Regions from separate parts of the Homo sapiens genome. Here region 2 is linked to region 1. A link is a contact called in ENCODE Hi-C or POLR2A ChIA-PET data. All regions are on one chromosome and are shown on one strand. Each heading gives the region's core, a stretch centred on a gene start or an enhancer-like site at or near the end of the contact. The rest is flanking DNA. Distances are from core to core; before and after follow the strand shown. Region 1 overlaps PNPLA1 (patatin like domain 1, omega-hydroxyceramide transacylase). Region 2 overlaps MAPK14 (mitogen-activated protein kinase 14).

The links. Hi-C counts contacts between places; a loop is a spot of excess contacts on that map. ChIA-PET counts read pairs that join two places held with the same protein, here RNA polymerase II (POLR2A). Pooled maps may share reads with other maps.
Region 2: a loop to region 1 is called in a pooled map, with 2.2 times the contacts of the local background. The contact joins two enhancer-like sites. A Hi-C loop is called at or near these places in 1 of 168 maps with a recorded cell type or tissue (naive thymus-derived CD4-positive, alpha-beta T cell) and 7 of 50 pooled maps. POLR2A ChIA-PET finds 5 or more read pairs at or near these places in 1 of 52 experiments (BJ).

What each region holds. Positions count from the first base shown.
Region 1 is chr6:36,299,453-36,303,805 of GRCh38, forward strand. It overlaps PNPLA1 (patatin like domain 1, omega-hydroxyceramide transacylase), which reads left to right. Exons shown (of 9, transcript NM_001374623.1): 6 at 2,409-3,017. Among named protein-coding and RNA genes, the nearest start is that of PNPLA1, 32 kb to the left of the region's middle. RefSeq lists an enhancer at 2,688-3,188 and a silencer at 3,057-3,106. Within about 2 kb of position 2,451, at least 4 of the 41 ENCODE cell types and tissues checked have a DNase peak (open chromatin) inside an H3K27ac peak, as active enhancers do.
Region 2 is chr6:36,096,910-36,101,262 of GRCh38, forward strand. All of the region lies in intron 9 of MAPK14 (mitogen-activated protein kinase 14), which reads left to right. Among named protein-coding and RNA genes, the nearest start is that of MAPK13, 31 kb to the right of the region's middle. Within about 2 kb of position 2,567, at least 3 of the 41 ENCODE cell types and tissues checked have a DNase peak (open chromatin) inside an H3K27ac peak, as active enhancers do.

The DNA of each region.
Region 1 (4,353 bases), core at 1,201-3,700:
GTCTCCCGAGTAGCTGGGACTACAGGCGCCCGCTACCACGCCCAGCTAATTTTTTGCATTTTTAGTAGAGACGGGGTTTCGCCATGTTGGCCAGGATGGTCTCGATCTCTTGACCTCGTGATCCACCCGCCTCGGCCTCCCAAAGTGCTGGGATTACAGGCGTGAGCCACTGCGCCCGGCCAACTTTTGGTATTTTTAATTAATGCTCAGAATTTTTCATTTTAGCCCTTCTAACAGGTGCATGTCGGTAACTTATTGTGGTTTTAATCAGTATTCCTCTAATGACTAATGACTTTGAGCATCTTTTCATTTGTCTATTTGCCTCCCATAGATCTTCTTTGGTGAAGCATTCGTTCCACTCTTTTGTACATTTCTCACCTAGACTCTTAATAAGCTTTGTTTTTTTAGGGTAGTTTTAGATTTATGGATAACTTGTGAAAATAATACAGGGTGTTTGTCTCACATCTGTTAGACGTTACAGAATGATACATATATAACACGGTATTCAGTCCAGTACATTTGTTACAACTCATGAACCAATCTTGACATATTATTAACTAAGAGCCATTGCTTATTCAGATTTTCTCAGTTTTTACCTAATTTCTTTTTCTGTTCCAGGACCCCCCACCCAGGGATCACATTACATTTTGTTGTCACGTCTCCTCAGTTTCCTCTTGCCTATAACAGTTTCTCAGACTTTTCTTATTCTTGTGTGTGTGTGTGTGTGAGAGAGAGAGAGAGAGAGAGAGAGAGAGAGAGAGAGACAGAGTCTTGCTGTGTCACCCAGGCTGGAGTGCAGTGGTGCAATCTTGGCTCACTGCAAGCTCCACCTCCCGGGTTCATGCCATTCTCCTGCCTCAGCCTCCCGAGTAGCTGGGGCTACAGGTGCATGCCACTACCCCCGGCTAATTTTTTGTATTTTTAGTAGAGATGGGGTTTCACCGTGTTAGCCAGGATGGTCTCAATCTCCTGACCTCATAATCCGCCCGCCTCGGCCTCCCAAAGTGCTGGGATTACAGAGACTTTTCTTATTCTTGATGACCTTGACAGAGTTGACTATCGGTCAGGTATTTTGTAGAACGTCCCTCAGTTGGGGTTTGTCTGATGTTTTTCTCAAGATTAAGCTGGGGTTTTGAGTTCTGGGGAGGAGACCACAGAGGTAAGGTGCTATTCACATCACGTTACCTCATGGGCACGTGCTGCCAACATGACGTATCCCTGCTGATGTTGACCATGACCGCCTGGCCGAGGTAGTGTCCATCGGGTTTCTCCATTGTGAAGTACTCTTTCTCCCTCTATCCTTACTGCAGTTTTTGGAAGAAAGTCACTGTGCACAGCTCATATTTAAGGAGTGAGAAGTTATGCTCCACTTCCTAAAGGGTCAAGCATCTACATAAATTACTAAGAATTCTTCTGCAGGGGAGCTTTCTCTCTTCTCCCTGATTTACTTACCTACGTAATATATGTTTATATCAGTATGGATTCATGGTTATGTTATACTTTGGGTTATTATTCAATACTACTTTATTGTGTTCTTCAAATTGTTCCAGCTTTGGCCATTGGGAGCCCTTTCAGTTGGCTCTTTCACACATTTTAAAAACTGAATTGTTTGTTTTCTTATTTAAGGGCTGTTATGTGGCCTAGATAAACGCCATCCCCCCGCCCCCCCACCCACCCACTATTTTTGAGACAGGTTCTCACTCTGTCACCCAAGCTGGAGCGTAGTGGCACGATCATGGCTCACTGAAGCTTCAGCTTCCCAGGCTCAGGCAACCCTTTCACCTTTCTCAATGAGTCTTACAGCCACAGTGACCTTCTCAGAACCAGCCTCAGCTGATTACCTCCCCTGCCTAAAAGTCATGCTACAATAATGCTTGCCATGAAAACTAAGGATCCTAGCTGCTGCCTACAGCCCTGACATGGTCCGGCCCCTGCCGCCTCCTCAGCCTCCTCCCCCAGCACAGTACCCCCGCCCCACACTGACCTTTCAGGCCCCCGACCACCTGGTGTGTCCTCAAACTTTGTGGCCTTTGTGTGTGCTGTTCCCTCTGCTGAAACACCCTCACCACCCCGCCCTGACCATCCTGGGCCACGTACCCTTCAGATCTCTACTCACTGCCAATCCCTCAGATGACCTGCCCTCTCTCACAGCACCACATTCCTCTCTTCCTGCACTTGCCTCAGTTGAAACTCTAGATAATTTGGGTGGGCAACGCCTGCTTCCCCACACTACACCGTAAGTGCCAGAAACCATCACGTTTGTTTTCACTCACTGTAAATTCAAGTAAGTACAGAAAGACCTTTGAAAAGCACTGTTCCTGTTTAGGAAAATAACTCAAGAAACCATTTTTGCAAAGGCCATGCTGCTGCCAGGGCTGAGTAACACCCCATGCTATTGTTTATCCTAGATGCTGTTTATCTTAATTCTTCCTCCAAGAGAGTGATTTTCCCCCGGGTGGAAGTGTACTGCCAGATAGAACTCGCCCTTGGCAATGAGTGCCCTGAACGCAGTCAACCAAGCCTTCGAGCACGGCAGGCCAGTCTGGAAGGAGCCACACAACCTCACAAGGAGTGGGTTCCCAAAGGGGATGGAAGGGGCAGCCATGGTCCGCCTGTGTCCCAACCTGTGCAGACACTTGAATTCACATGCGAGTCACCTGTTTCAGCACCAGTCTCTCCACTTGAGCAGCCACCTGCACAGCCACTGGCCTCTTCAACTCCACTTTCTCTAAGTGGCATGCCACCTGTATCATTCCCAGCTGTGCACAAGCCACCCAGCTCCACACCTGGTTCATCACTGCCCACCCCACCACCTGGACTGTCACCTCTGTCACCTCAGCAGCAGGTACAACCGTCTGGATCACCAGCCAGATCCCTACACTCTCAGGCACCCACTTCACCCAGGCCATCCCTGGGGCCTTCAACTGTGGGGGCACCTCAAACACTGCCCCGAAGTTCTCTTTCAGCCTTCCCTGCTCAGCCACCTGTGGAGGAACTAGGCCAAGAACAGCCCCAAGGTATGGACCCTTCTGGCTTGTTATGACTTTCTCATGCCTGGAGCCCCTTGGCAAGCGAGCAAGGACACCAGGGCTGATAACCGCTTCTTTAGGGGTGCGTGGCTGAAGTTAGCAGTGAGCTTTAGCATCTCTGTCCATTATGAGGACAGTCCGCCACAAGGGGGCAGTGTAATAGACATTGGTTCATTTCCCTTGGTGCAGTGCTTCTCAAAGTGCGATCCCCCTACCGGCAGCAAAAGCATCACCTGGGAACTTGCTAGAAATTACAGTTCTCAGGTCCTACTGCAGACCTACTAAATTACCAACTTTGGAGGTGCGGCCCAGCTGCCTTTTTTACAAGCCCTCCAGGTGATTTTTTGCCTGCTCACATTTGAGACCGCTGGGCCAGTAGATTTTTACTGTGAAACCTGCTGTGCTGGGCGTGCTACTCAAAGAGTGGTCCGCAGACCAACCCAGCCCTCAACTGTGTGTTACTAGCCCACCACGGAGGGTGTGCAGAAATTAAGAGTAATCATTTAGAAACGTTTATAGCACTAAGGTATTTCCACAACATCCCGGAGCTTGACCATTTTTTACTAATTCATTTGCATTGTATTTCACAAAATTACTAGTTTGTTATAGACTACAAAGAAATTTTTTTTTTTAGATGGAATCTCGCTCTGTCGCCCAGGCTAGAGTGCAGTGGCGTGATCTTGGCTCACTGCCAGTTCTGCCTCCCGGGTTCACGCCATTCTTCTGCCTCAGCCTCCCGAGTAGCTGGGACTACAGATGCCCGCCACCACGCCTGGCTAATTTTTTGTATTTTTAGTAAAGACAGGTTTCACTGTGTTAGCCAGGATGGTCTCAATCTCCTGACTTTGTGATCTGCCCGCCTTGGCCTCCCAAAGTGCTGGGACTACAGGCGTGAGCCACCGCGCCCAGCCAGAAATTTTTAAAAAACTGTTTCCTTACTACTACAGACGGTTTCAGAAGCACCACTATAGGGCCTGCAAAGATAAAACGTTCTCAATTCCTTACTCAGGAAATCTCCCTTTCAGCAGAGGAGATAACAGGGATACTAACCTCAAAAATACAATCAGGGACTGGGTGTGGTCACTCACACCTGTAATTCCAGCACTTTGGGAGGCCAAAGCGGGTGGATCACCTGAGGTCAGGAGTTCAAGACCAGCCTGACCAACATGGTGAAACCCCATCTCTACTAAATACAAAAAAATCAGCCAAACTTGGTGGTGCATGCCTGTAATCCCAGCTACTTGGGAGGCTGAGGCAGGATAATCGCTTGAACCCAGGAGGTGGAGGTTGCAGGGAGCCAAGATTGTGCCATTGCACTCCAGCC
Region 2 (4,353 bases), core at 1,317-3,816, 200 kb before region 1:
TCTTTTTCCCTCGATCTGCTGCCAGGCAGTTGAACAAAAGAAAAAAAGAGCTATGGAGCCAAGCTCCAGTTATGCCTTCCTGGATTCTCCTCCCAACATTTATGACTGAAGGGGCCCTTTGCCTAGTTGGGAAGATGGCTGGGTAGCTTGAGGCAAGCATAAGCAGGTGAGTTGGAACCGTTCATCATCTTCCTGACAAAATAAAGAATACCGTCATCTGGTATGTATCCGGTACATTTCTTGAAAGGATCCCAAAGCCCAGTGTATTTCTGAACCTCCACTCTGAATTTGTTTCATTTACTTATTTAAGATAAAGAAGCAAAAGCCCAGAAGGGCAGTGACTTTTCCATGTCATGCACTGAATCACGTGGCAGAGCTGAGTATAGATCCCAGATGTTCTGATAACATGATCCAAACTATAATCCCATGTGATTACACACTATTTTGAAAGTCATTGTCAGTGTTACCACAATGTCAACCTAAAGAGGTATTTTTTTCTCCTTTATGATATGTAGAAGCTGAATTAGAGTGAATCAAAGATATCAGATGATGCTTAGAAAGAGCAGTACTTTTTTTTTAATGTTTTTGCTTAGAAACACTGTCTTACAGTAAGAGGACCTAAGGGCAGAGGGAGGAGCTCAATTAATAAATAGTGCTAATGAGACCAAGCAAATTCATTTCCTTCCTGAGAGTGTCTCCTAGCAGCCCTTTCTTAGTCTTCTCTTCCATCCCAACCATCTGCCCTATAGATACGTGCTATTAGTCATTTGGAATTGGATTAGGAATTCAAACCAAAGTCTAGGTAAAATAGTCAATAGTATTTATCTGTCATTAATCCATCACTTATTTTTAAGAAAGAAACAATGAGTGCACAGCCTAATAATGGAGGTCTCTCTGTGAAATGAGGCACATTATACATTTCAACAGCTCTACTGAAATTGAGTACCAGAATACAGAACTTAACTCAAATAATATTATATTGAGTATAAGAATAAGAAAGGTTTTTTTTTTTGGTTTGTTTCCTACATAATTGGGGTGAGTGGATAAAAGTAGTTTAAACATCCTAAGGGGTAGACAAGATTAATTTGATGTTCGTGACACGGCCCAAGTACCTGTTTATCTTAAAAGCGCATGATGTATGGGAACAGAATGGAAAAATAAGGCCAGGTGAGTAAAATTGTTCAGAGATTTTAAAAATTAAAAAAAGAAAAAAGACATTAGTGAAGGAGTGCAGTAAATAGCCAACAGCTGTTTTCATTCTCCTGAAAAGTAGTGAAGTAGTGATGGCAATAATTATGAAGAAATTGAATGCCGAGTAAGAGAATGCAGTAATGGATTTAGAACCTATTAGAATGAGCCATAGGAAAAGGTATAAATGGGTTGTGATGGAGGCCAAGGACAGAGAATTCATTTGGTTAATGTCCCAGTATCTATAATAATCAGTGAAAGAACAAGAAAATCATATTAAGAAAGCAAAAGCAGACTGGGCACAGTGGCTCACATTTGTCATCACAGCACTTTGGGAGGCTGAGGCAGGAGGATCACTCGAGGCCAGGAGTTTGAGGCTGCAGGGAGTGGTGATCATGCACTGCACTCCAGCCTGGGCAACAGAGCAAGACCTTGTCTTTAAAAATAAATAAACTAATTAATTAAATTAGATAAAAAAGCGAAGACCTGACTCATTCACATTTTCCTCCAGAAATAGAATCTTTCTAACTTCTTGACAGAAAGGGGATATAATAACCTCTTTGACTAAAGGAGACAAAGACAGAAAATGTGCAGGCCAGGTATCATTCACAGAAAGAAAGGGGAAGTGGAGGATTTTTACATTTTAAGACCCAACTGGTATTCTGCTATTGCTGGTTTACTTTGTGGCCCCTTTTTGTTATTTCCCTTGGCATGAAAAGTATCATTTGTTATGTGATTTGTTAAAGGTAACTCTAAATTCTGTTATCTGTACTCCTAACAAAATAAAGAATTCCATCATCTGGTATGGATCTGTTAACGTTTCTTAAAAGGACCGCAAATCAAAGTGTATTTCCTATCCCCTTTTGGAATTTACTGGCCTCTGTCTTTGGGCTTAGGGAGCGTAAAAGGCAGCGTGGAGCACATGGCTCTAGCTCCCTCCCTGTGGCCAGCCTTAAACAGATTACTGCTAAGTCATCTGACCACTAGGGAGTTCAGTTCAGAGGACGAGCTAAAGTAGAAAAATTATTTGGGAAAGCCATGAAGTAAAATTGCTTGGCCATGGTGCTTATTAAAGATGACACTTCACCTGAATGAGGGAATTAGTAGTTAACAAGAACAGGACTAGAAAAGGGGTTTATTGAATTACATTGAATATTTTTAAAATCTCATCACTTCTGCTCTTAGTAGGAACATGATAAACAGTTCTGACATTTTAGAAGAGGGTGAGTTGTATTAACATTGATGGAACAGTTAAAAGAGAGAAGTTGTAGTACAGCTTACATATGTGCCTATACATATAGAAAATCTCATAGTTCTGCCCTTATCAGATGCTTGCAGAGTATTCTGCAGACTTCCCTCCAGCTGTTTGTTAAATGAGGTTAGTCTGTTCGCTAGTTGAAGAGACTTGTGGAGGAAATCATGTGGCATGCTTTAACACTCTCAGCAGCCTGTGACTTCTGTTTTGCCTTTGCCATTAGCCTCTAACCTTCTCCTCTTCTCCTCTTTCTTCATTTACCATTTTGTGTTTGTGGCAAGTATTTTAAATGTACCACTAACTAATGTCTTTGAAATGTGGCATTGCTTATTAACCCAGATGCCCACGTGTGTCTTAATTCGGAGGGATGGTGCCTTGGAGAACCTGTGCCGCAAAAGTTTAGTCTCTTCCTTGAATGGATATGTTGGATATTTTATTTTGTTCAAAGTTGAGTCAAAATTTTTGGAATCATCTATATTTCTCCCACAAACAGGTTTTGGCCATCAGTACTTGAAAACAGTTCTATGGCTGGCATCCTGGATCAAGGGGCAGTCTGTTTCCAGGGAACCTAAAATATTTAACAGTAAAGATGATGCTAAAACCAAAGAAAAGTAATTTTTCTTATCTGCATGGCCAGTCACTGGCTACGTGCCTAGTTACTCATGTCATTCACAGAAGTGTACTGTAGCATGCAGCTGTGGGCTCTCGGGTAGGGGGAATGGAGGGTAGGTTTTTTTGTCTGTTTGGGGGTGGCTTTTTGACCTTTTTAAAAACTTGAGTTGAAAATTATTTTTTGCACTGTATGTTTAACAATGCCCTTGACTAGGCATCTAAGATATTAACCAGCTTCAGCAGATTATGCGTCTGACAGGAACACCCCCCGCTTATCTCATTAACAGGATGCCAAGCCATGAGGTGAGAACAAAGAGACTGTACAGGGATGTCGCACTGAGAAGCCACATTCTCATTTTATTGCCACCGTATAACCAACAGTTCTTAACATCACTGGATGCTTGCATGTGCCTTGAGGCCTGCCTATGTGCTATTGCAAGATGTTGACTTTTGGGATAAAATGTCATCCAGTCCTGTGAGATTGGGAATATAATTAGTAAGCTTGTAAATGGAAAATTGTTATTTTTATATTTGGTTGTGTGAATTTAGTGCTTGTGAGGCGGTTTCTTTCTAGGTGCTCTGCCTGTAGCTAGGGTGTGCTACTATCGTGACCTTTATCAGAAGGGTAGTTAACTGAAGTCCATTAGCATGCTTTCCAATTCATCCATTTTTTTAATGACCAAAAGAGGATTCTTTATTTAAAAACAAAACTGAAATATCCAATACTAATATGTACTATATTTAAAAGAAAATACACAAATAATATAGAATAAATACAAACACTTTGGTACAGTTAGGTACCTTCTTTATTAATTATTAACTACTTAGTCTAACTCTTGTTTTATTATCAGAGATGATTGGGGCACTTCTTTCTTTGTAAGATACCCTTAATATTTTGGGGAACCAGGTTGGCATCACAGAGGGCCCTTCCCAGCAGCTTTGTTTCTACTTCAGCTATATTCAGGTCGTCTTTTGATTTATCTTTATTAAAGGGATGACTGTTCTCTGAATGAGATAGTTCTCTCTTACCTGTTTTCCCTTCCTCTTTTTATTTACATGTTCAAGTAGAAAGGGATTACAGCCATTTATGTATTCAATTCCTAAAACTTTCTTTTCAAATCAGAAAGATTCTCAATTGCTTTTCAAAGCAGACCTTTCCTCCTGACTCCACATGCAATAATTAAGAAGCGGAAGGCTGGGTGTGGTGGCGTGCACCTGCAACCTCAGCACTTTGGAAGGCTGAGATGGGAGGATCAGTTGAGCCCAGGAGTTTGAGACCATCCTGGGCAACACAGCAA